2 separate regions of the Homo sapiens genome follow, and region 1 is linked to region 2. A link is a loop called in an ENCODE intact Hi-C map of the cell type or tissue named here. Cell type or tissue: endothelial cell of umbilical vein. All regions are shown on one strand.

Region 1 (5,000 bases), 83 kb before region 2:
TAGTCATTGAAGACTAACAGACAATTGGTATTTGCTTACCAAGCTATACTATATCTTGCCAAATTTCAATATTACCAAGAAAATAATGACCATTCCAGAAAACATTAATAACACTTATCCTTAAATATAAACAGCAGCCCATTAGGGCTTAAGTGCGTCACAGACAGCTTCATCGAGTTGAGTATTCATGGCTGGCGATTTCCCTCTGAGGTAGCTATGAAGACTAGTAAGGTAACTGGAATTTATAGAATTGGGTAACTAGTGTGTTAAGCCAATCCTGGGAGTGAGCCAAGATAAGAAAGCCAAAAATGATTCCACTGCTATAAACTAAAGCCAAACAATGAAGACAACTGATTTAAGACTCCAGACACTGTTCATTCTCAAGTTCTTAACTAGGCCTAGACCACTGAAATCTGGCTCCAAAATATTCCACGGAATGAACGATGTGCCAAGGCCTATGCCTGGCCCTCCTCCACCCAGGACTGCTTTCCCCACACCGCAGGCTGCACAGCCCCACTCGCTGTCCCTTGGGGCATGGTGGCACAAACCCTACTTCTGCTTTTAGCTTTTGTCACTGACTCTTCTTCAAGAGGTAATTTGACCCATTACCTTTTTAATAAAACAAATTGACTCATTCCACCTATAGCTTCTCAATTTGAGTCTCCTGGCTTGAAAAGAGCCAGTGGGAATCAAGGAACAATGAGAAAGGTAATGGATTTTCTAACATGGATGTGTGGCCAACCACATCGTTCGGCCAGGCAGTGGCCAGGCCAAATGGAAAGATGCCTTAAAGAAAGAAAACCTCAATTTAGCGATTTCCATAATTTATGAGGAATTGGTAAATTTCTGATACAATCAGAAATAAGCATTTTTATTTTTTAATTGTTTTGTGGAGATGGGGTCTCACTATGTTGCTCAGGCTGGTCTCAAACTCTTGGGCTCAAGTAATCCTGCCTTGGCCTCCTGAGGCTAGAGCCACCATATCCGGCTGCCTGAAATAAGTAGTTTTAAATGCCAGTTTCACACTATACTTGTAAAAGTTATACATTTCACTAGAGCAAATGTCAAACAAGTTGATTTTGAGGCGGAATGAAGAGACACGACATCGATACCTAAGCTTCCACACAGGGAAGAGGATTTACGAAGACCCAGAAAGCCAGACAGAGAATGGTCTATCTTTCCGGGAAAAATGCCCAGAGGCAGCCGATGAAACCCCCTAAGTAATGCTGCAGTGTCTCAAGTCCCTCTTCAATCTGCTCAGTGTTCCTCCCTGTGACTCTTATATCCAATTTATTACACCTTTCACTCATGGGGGAGGATATGTCAACACAGAGGCAAATGCAAACATTCAGATGAAATGTAAAACACAACCTAGTTTCCAAACAGCTTTCTAGTTGGCCTTGTACAGGCTCAACAGCCAGATGACTATTCTCAATTTTTTTCTCATCCCTGATTAAATACAGTACCGACTTCCTTTCAAATGAGAATTCCAGAAAGCAATGTCTAAACATTAGCAATCTTCCTAATTGTTATTCTTTGCCATGGGTACCATCAGGCTACCTTGGTGATGTTTAGATTGCTAAGGATTATAAAGATGCCTCTTCATAGGAGTATCTACCAATCCACATTCAAGGGGCCCAAAAAACTCTCACACTACCCCAAAACATGTTTTGCTGAAATAGATATTCATTCTTCTTTTTTTTTTTTGAGACGGAGTCTTGCTCTGTTGCCAGGCTGGAGTGCAATGGCACGATCTGGGCTCACTGCAACCTCCGCCTCCCAGGTTCAAGCAATTCTCCTGCCTCAGCCTCCCAAGTAACTGGGGCTACAGGCATGTACCACCACGCCTGGCTAATTTTTTGTATTTTTAGTAGAGACGGGGTTTCACCATGTTAGCCAGGATGGTCTCAATCTCCTGACCTCGTGATCTGCCTGCCTCGGCCTCCCAAAGTGCTGGGATTATAGGCGTGAGCCACCGCACCTGGCCAATATTCATTCTTTCTAAAAGTTTGCATTTCTTATCTGGAAAGTCTGAAACAGAAGTCCCAAATTCTCTTTAGGAGTAAAAGGAAAACAATGTTGTAAAATAAGAATAGTTCAATAAACTGCAAGTAATCTCTGGGATGCTTCCCAAAAGTGTACAAAAAGGAACCCAGGGCCATCATCTCCCAAGAGGCTGTAAGGCAGTACAAAGACAAACAGCTCACCATGGCCAGAGCCCCTGTCAATAGCGCCGAGTGCTTGGTAATTTATTACCTCTGGTCCCTGGACTGCAGTGAAGGAAACTGGAATGTCATACCTTCATTCACAACACTGTCTCATGGAATTATTTTTTCCGGATTCCTTGGGAAGTTAAAGTATTTGAGAAGAATATCAGGAACTGTTGTTTCAGCCTGTTTTGTGAGTAGATAATTGCCTTCCAACTCCATTATTTCAGGAAATGATGTGTGCGGCATTGTTCCTAGATGAGGGGAGCAATGTGTTTTAGCAAGACCCATACATGCATATGAAAACAAAACAAAACAAAAGGCATGCAGTCTAAGTCACTTCACTCAACTCAGACTTTTAAAATCTGGTCTCTAGATAAGAGGCTGGCCCCAGACAACCTACCCACATACCAATAACATTCTTTTGAAAGGGTGTAAGCAAAATTTGTTTTAAGAAGTGAGAAATTTTTACCAAAATTACTAAATGTGGTAATAAATAACTTCGACAAATTAAGTGCTATCAAAATGGGTTCAGCAGAGACCTATTTGAAAGGCTAAATTTTTCTCTGATTTGGGTCTGAGTCAAAGACCAGCATGGGAACTAGAAGTAAAACACATTTCATCCTGAAAAATACCTTTGATTCCATGGAATATATTAGCTGATCTTCCTGAAATGTGACATCATTTGTGGTACCAGCTGTATGGGTGTGCCATCTAAGGATTTACTAAACTAGTATTTCTTTGGTTTAATATGTATTTTAAGACCACAGAAAAAAGTCTAATCCAACTAAGTGGTCCAAGGGGAACTGTTATGGACTTCATTCTAAGAAGCTTAAATTTCTTATGATCATGACCTGTTGACCTTTTAATGGATGGATTACACAGAGCAAATTCCCAAATGGACATCTAGAATTGATGATAATGATAATCATTGTTATAAAGGAAACATTAAATATAGCACATGTGAGGTTCTATTTTACATATATTAACTCATTTAATCCTCAAAACAAACTTACGAGGTTAAGTATTGGTCTTTTTACCACCCGTATTTTACAGGTGGGGAAACTGAGGCACAGATATTGAGGTTTGAGATGCCTATTAGGCATCTCAGTGCAGATGTTAATCAGGTGGTCAAATATGTGAGGAAAAAAACAGGGCTGGAGATACAAATTGGGGAGTTGATAGTTAATCATCCTAAGACTGGCTGCAGGGAAGTATCTGCAGGGAAGAGATAGCTGGAGGTCTGGCCTTGAGGCATATCAATAATTAGAGGTTGGAAAGAGGAGGAACACCCAGAGAGGCAGAAAGCAAACCAGGAATAGCTGGTCATCAAAAAGCCAAGTGAAGAAAGTGTTTCTAGAAGGAGAGAGTAATCGATTGTACCTACTGCCGTTGAAAAATAAGGTGAAAACTCAGGACCATTGGATTTGGCCCAATGGAGGTGGCTGGTGGTTTCAGGGGAGGAGTGGTACTGAAAGCCAAGCTGGAAAGGGTTCAAGGGAGAATACAGAATGCGGTAAGTGGACACAGCAGCAAATACTGGCAGCTCCTTCCAGGCATTTTGCTATAAACGTGAGCAGATAAATGGAGCAGTAGCTAAAGGGAAAATGGGGAGCATAGGGAAGGCTTCTTGGGGTTAGGTGGCAGTTTATAACGCATTTATAATATGCTGAATTAATGATTTTGCATAATCTAAATTTTCTTCATCTTCTGAAAAAAATAAAATTAGTTTGATAATTAATGTTCAAAACATGCATTTCTGTTCTGCACACATTTAATCCATGTTTTGTTTTGCAAGAAGCAGGATAGGTTACACATCGTTGTCTACACTTGGTTCAGCCAGTCAGTCAGCCTCAGCAATGAGTGTTCCAGGTTACTTTTCAGTTGCTATAGCCTGCAATTTTGCTATCCCTAACACTGTAAGTGTTAGGAACTTGCAGAGGGAACTTGCTTTTTTCTTCATGAAAATTTAGTCTAGATGCTCCTAGGTGGGCAATGGAGGGGGAAACGTCCACATGGAGAGTAGTAACTAGACCTCACGGGACAACATCTACCTTCTTTGAGATTTCTCCCTGCCACCACCACTATCCAATACTTTTGGTGTTGAGGGACAGTGCCTTGCTTAACTTCCTCTACATAGCTGAGATCATGTTGGAACATTTAAACGAAGTTTCATGGAGAATTTGGGGGTTACAACATGGAAATGGCCACACAATACAATATAGAGAATCTGGTTTACAAAACATAACTCACTCATCTCTGGTTCAGGTGCTCCTACAAAGATGACTGCGTGACCTGTAGTCCACTTCTGTGAGGCAGAGGTTATCTGTAACCCCTGCCCACTGTGGAGGGAGAGAGAGAAGAAAGAAAAGGGGTAGGGGGAGAGAGAGGGTGAGAGAGGTAGGTTCTCACACCCACCTAGTCCTCTTTAAGAACGCACCACTTTCTCAGGTGATTAACATTAGTAAGGTCTATTCATTTCAGGACTTAAGTATAGTCTTATTCTGTGGCCTTAATTAGTCTTATTCTGTGGCCTACATAAGATTTTAACACAGTAAACCCAACATCCATATAAGACACACACACATACACACACACACCCCAGATACAGAAGAGAAGAGGGATTTTGTTATGCTCTCATGATTGCAGATACCACTGGGACCTGGGATCTCCAAGTGGGAGCCGAATTCACTTCATAAGATACCTAGGTCTGTGATAGCCAGGGGCCAGTCGGGGCAAGAAGGAAGGGATGAAAATAAACCCTTGGGGACTGCTCTGCACTTTCACTAGTCA
Region 2 (5,000 bases):
TACTTAACAGATAGTGCAAGTCTCTATAATGCTGACAGGAGTGTTTGCAGAAAGAAATAACTCAGCCACCCTACAAGCGCTACAAACCCCCCAGCAGCCTGCTTGTTGGGAGACATTTTTAGTGAGATGAATGTCCTTTGCTTTTCAGCATTTAGCACATACCTGTTCTGCAGACAAGCATTCTGCTAAGTTACCAGATCACCAAAGGTGAAGGATAAATCACTCCACATGCAGTAATTATTACAGAATACAAAAGGATATTAACAATAAAATTAAAAAGTAGGCAGTATTTTCTCATTAAATGTTTATTTGGACTCGTATTTGTTGGCTTGATTTACTTAAGTTGTTACCAGGGAGAATCTTCACTGCTTCTGTTTCAGAAAAATTTAAGTTTCAGGTTTTAGTGATACATACTTAAGTCCTACACACAAGCTGCTCTAGCACATTATAAAAACATATTCATCTTGTTTAAGGTTGTGTCTACTTAGAAAGATGTTACTACAACTGTCTCACCTATAACATAGTCAGTCCATGGCACAGAGATAAATAACACATCAGTCAAGAAAACTGGTCAAGTATGTCTTTTTTAACGTAAAAGTTTAATTTTTATTATGAAAATTCATGGTTTCACATGAAAGAATTACATTAGGCTAACTGGTAGATTCAAACTGAAAGGAGCATCTACCTGTCAGGTGTGTTTTCATAGGCAGCACTTAATCTGTGGAATAAACTGAGCATCAGTCTATATTTCAAAAATATTTTGAAAAATATTTTGTAAAAGAGCATTTTGTTCTTTTTCTAAATCTTTACCATATATAAACCTCAGCAAGGACTTCAAAAGAAAATGTACGATTTATTAAAAGCTCAACCAGTAATAAAAAGAGCTGCAAATCTAACAAGAAATGGGAGCTTTCTTACCAAAAATGAATAAATGAATGAATAAAATTCAAAATCAACTTCGACAAATCTCTTTGCTGATAGTTAAAGCAAACAGATGTAACAATAAGTTTTACTCCAACTTGATTTCATGTCAGCTGCTGAAATATATGATGATTCAAATCTGACCTCTTTCTTACCATTTTAGTCCTTTCATCGCTCTTTCATTTCAGATAATTCTCCACTCAGCCATTTGGTAAAGCATTTCCAAACAATAGAGTACTAATGCTTGTTTATGTTCAAGTTGTTCACCCAGATTTTAAACTAGGTAAAAAGGGCAATGTTATGTGTGATATTTGTATTTCAGAACAGCATTTGGTGTCACTGAGGACTAGTATAAGTTGCTTACAGGCCTATTATTTAAAGAAATACTAACATACAGAACACAGCAAAATAAATATTCTCCAACTTAAACATTTTACATTTGGAGTCTCTAGAGTCAGGATTATCAACAGACTCACAGTAAAAAATAGTTTTTATTCCAAGAGCTCCTAAAGCTTCTAAAAATTCCTAATTTATTCCAATGATTTATTTATTATTATTATTTTTTGAGACAGAGTCTTACTCTGTTGCCCAGACTGGAGGGCAGTGGCGCGATCTGGGCTCACTGCAACCTCCACTTCCTGGGTTCAAGCGATTCTCCTGCCTCAGCCTCCTGAGTAGCTGGGACTACAGTCACATACCACCACACCTGGCTAATTTTTTGTACTTTTAGTAGAGACGTGGTTTTGCCATGTTGGCCAGGCTGGTCTCGAACTCCTGGCCTCAAGTGATCCACCAGCCTCGGTCTCCCAAAGTGCCTGGATTACAGGCATGAGCCACTGCACCCAACCCCCTATTCTAATAATTTTTAACTAGATGATCCATTTGACAATATTTTTAGATGATCTATTTTAAGAATGTACATTTATTCATTTTTCCCTCAGGAAACTTTTGCCAGAAACTCACAGAGTTTTTCAAAAAGGATGAGGTTACGGTTACCACTTTCACCTCTTTTTACAGTTTAAACTTTGGAACTTGTCCCTTTGAGTCTGAGATAATTATGAATGACCTTGACTTGTTAACTCTGCTACTTTTTTGGAAGACATTCCCTATATAAACTTACTGTAAACAAAGAAATGAACAGATTTCTCCCCTCACCAAATTTACAGATTTTAAAAACATTTCTGATGGGATCTCCCAGACTATTTCACTTACAACACTGGTTTTCCACCATCCCTTTCTAGCTCAAGTTCTTTTTCCTTTCTTACAACAGGAAACAATGCAATTGTTCTAGTTGCCATTTCCTGCTTCATGTTGATCTGCATGCCAGTGTGTCTATAGTGGTGCTTGGCTCTTTCTGCCTAATAATTCCTTTTAATTTATATTGGCACTCTATCATGACTTTGAACTTTAAAGCCAAGCAGATAATATTCTGAATCACTAATTTTCCATGAAGTCATGTGAGAAACACTTTAAGTGAACCGTTCCGGATCAGGGTGACACGCTGCTTTGCTACCTTTCCAACTGGCACCACGTTGCCGCCTTTGGGACATTCTTTAGGGCCAGTGCTCCTGGACTATTTTGCAGTTAATTCTTTTATTTTTCCTTTCCTTATAAAAGAACCACATGCCTCCAATGGTGCTCCAAACTTCAGAACAAAAGTATTTCAGTTGATAGCAATCTTACAGTCAAGCAGCACATAATATTACAAAGGATTTTAATAATCTTGAGTAACAGTCTGTTCACAGGGATGACTATCTCCTAGTGAAATCACTTTAAGAAAGCAGTGAGTCACTGGTGTTATAATAAACAGCCACACTAACAGGCAGTATAACAAAGGAAAGGCAACATAATATTCCTCAAACGGAGTTAAGATAGACCAGATCTTAGAATAACTCAGCCATGACTAAAATTGGGCTCACAATGAAACAAAATACAGTGGAATTATCTGATGACTCGAAGGTTCCTTGACTGCTGTTTTGTACACTGTGCTGATTACATATTCCGTATTGAATAACGTGAACAAACAAATTAAGGAATGCACGAGGACAAAAATAAATAATATTGCCAAAGCAAACAAAGCACGAAGACCTGGTAAATATCAGCAGGTGGCCAATCTGCACCTCACACCCACCCTACCTTAACACCTAGAAATCATTTATTCCACATCTGTATGTATTTGTACCCAACTTAACTGGAATGTCATTTAACACCACAGTGCAATTCTGCCATTGTGTAGGTTTTAGTCTGTGAGGCCTGTTCCTTGAGAAGGTGTTTATTTCTCTGATTACTTTGCCTGCACTTGGACTAGAGTGGGAGAGATACTTTGACTCATGATAGGAACCCAAAAGGATGGTCAACAGTGATTTACATATTAATCTATTCAATTTCACTTTGAAAAAGATAAGGATATCTTTAATCATAACATCCTGGTCACTATATATGAAGATGACATACATTCCAAAATACAAAATGTAAACACATACAGAATGCTAAATATTATTAATGTAACCCTAACTTTAACATGCTGTACTGAATGAAACACTTCTAACCTGCCTAAAAACCAAGTACCCTCCAGTGCACTTAGACTCGTAATTAAATAACTTTGCAGCTAGTGCTATGAATATTTTGCACTATAGGATTATGACCTTATTCATTCTGCTGGCAAAGGAATTCCAAACAAGTTCCCTCCTTTTCCGAGTATTTCTTTTCCCTACTGCAAAACCTGCATAAGCTAGAGGAAAAGAAAATTTAATTAAACACTTGGTTTATGAGTTACACTTCAGTATCATCTTTTTTATTTTTAATTAGATGTAGAAATACTCTCCTTCTTAATGACAGCCCGATGCTACAGCAAGCAAGATCTTGTGGGTCTGAACAGACGTTCACTAGCCTGCTGGCTGTCATCACAAAGGACGACTGATGATATTTTTCCTAATATAAAGCTTAAAAAGTTAAATGTCAAACCATATGTCACATTTAAATATATATTTCGTAAAAAGCCAACAAGTTTGTTATTGTGGTTTTCAGATAGAAATTGTTCTTGGAGCCCTGTTGGGTAGCCATGCTCACAGCAGCACAGTCTCACTAAAATGAAGTACAGACTCCCTCAAGTTCAAAGACTGTGTTTAGGCTGCCACCAGGAGAGAGATGCTTAGATACCTTAGCAGCAAATCCTCTTTACCTTGCAGGCTTTTTTTGTTTTGAAATGAGGTAAGTTGTGCCTCATGATCATTTTAAATTCGAAAAGCTACTAAAACATATTGAACCTAGCATGGAATAAAAGAAGGTGGTAATCAATGTACTTCAGCTCCAATAAACTTTCTCCACATTTAAATAACATTACTTATATTACACTTTCACTACAGAGATAAAAAATCTGAAATAGGAACTATAAATAGGTACCAGTTGTTAAATATTGCTTTTATTTATTTTTTTAAGACAGGTCTCACTCTGTTGCCCAGGCTGGAATGCAGTGGTGCAATCATGACTCACTGTGGCCTTGACCTCCCTGGGCTCAGAAGATCCTCCTACCTCATTCCCCCAAGTAGCTGGGACTACAGTCACAGAGCTACCACGCCTGGTTAATGGTTTTTTTTTTTTTTAAATAGAGACGGGTTTTGCCCTGTTGCCTAGGCTGGTCTTGAACTCCTGGGCTCAAGCTATCTACCTGCCTCAGCTTCCCAAAGTGCTGGGATTACAGGCATGAGCCATCATGCCCAGCCTTAATATTGCTAATCTCAATAAGCATTTAGCTGCACAAGGCACTGTTTTAAAAGCCAAGAGGGGATGAACAGAAATAAGACAAATCCTCTTTGGTCTCTTATTTTGTGTAAATTGAATCATATTCTTTGTAAGTATGGGGAATATTCATTCTACTTCACTCCTGTTGTCCCAATGTAATTATTAATAGGCCTCCTTTCACAGCCAAGTGTTTTGGATGAGAAATCATGTGGTCGCCCTATTTACAAAGAATATTTGTAATCAAACTTATCATAAGCTTTCCAAAACAATGAAAATTCCCTTAGACAGCCAAGGCCATCCAAATCTTCAGATATTTTTCTGACAATTTTCTGATTCTG

What was found. A loop is a pair of places that touch in the nucleus more often than their neighbours do. Peaks named below come from ENCODE experiments on the same cell type or tissue, not always from the same donor. Only the 100,000 strongest peaks of a DNase experiment are listed, where the experiment ranks them.
Region 1: it touches region 2 in a loop (16-fold over the local background); 1 of 110 quality-filtered maps calls a loop at or near these places.

The regions. Positions count from the first base shown.
Region 1 is chr6:7,998,023-8,003,022 of GRCh38, forward strand. The region is part of intron 4 of BLOC1S5-TXNDC5 (BLOC1S5-TXNDC5 readthrough (NMD candidate)); the gene reads right to left. Among named protein-coding and RNA genes, the nearest start is that of BLOC1S5, 64 kb to the right of the region's middle. In endothelial cell of umbilical vein, no CTCF peak of the experiment used is centred here; DNase peaks (open chromatin) are centred at 2,389 and 3,579; H3K27ac peaks cover 4,855 bases.
Region 2 is chr6:8,080,810-8,085,809 of GRCh38, forward strand. All of the region lies in intron 3 of EEF1E1 (eukaryotic translation elongation factor 1 epsilon 1), which reads right to left. All of the region lies in intron 3 of EEF1E1-BLOC1S5 (EEF1E1-BLOC1S5 readthrough (NMD candidate)), which reads right to left. Among named protein-coding and RNA genes, the nearest start is that of BLOC1S5-TXNDC5, 19 kb to the left of the region's middle. In endothelial cell of umbilical vein, no CTCF peak of the experiment used is centred here; DNase peaks (open chromatin) are centred at 2,332, 2,782 and 4,442; H3K27ac peaks cover 5,000 bases.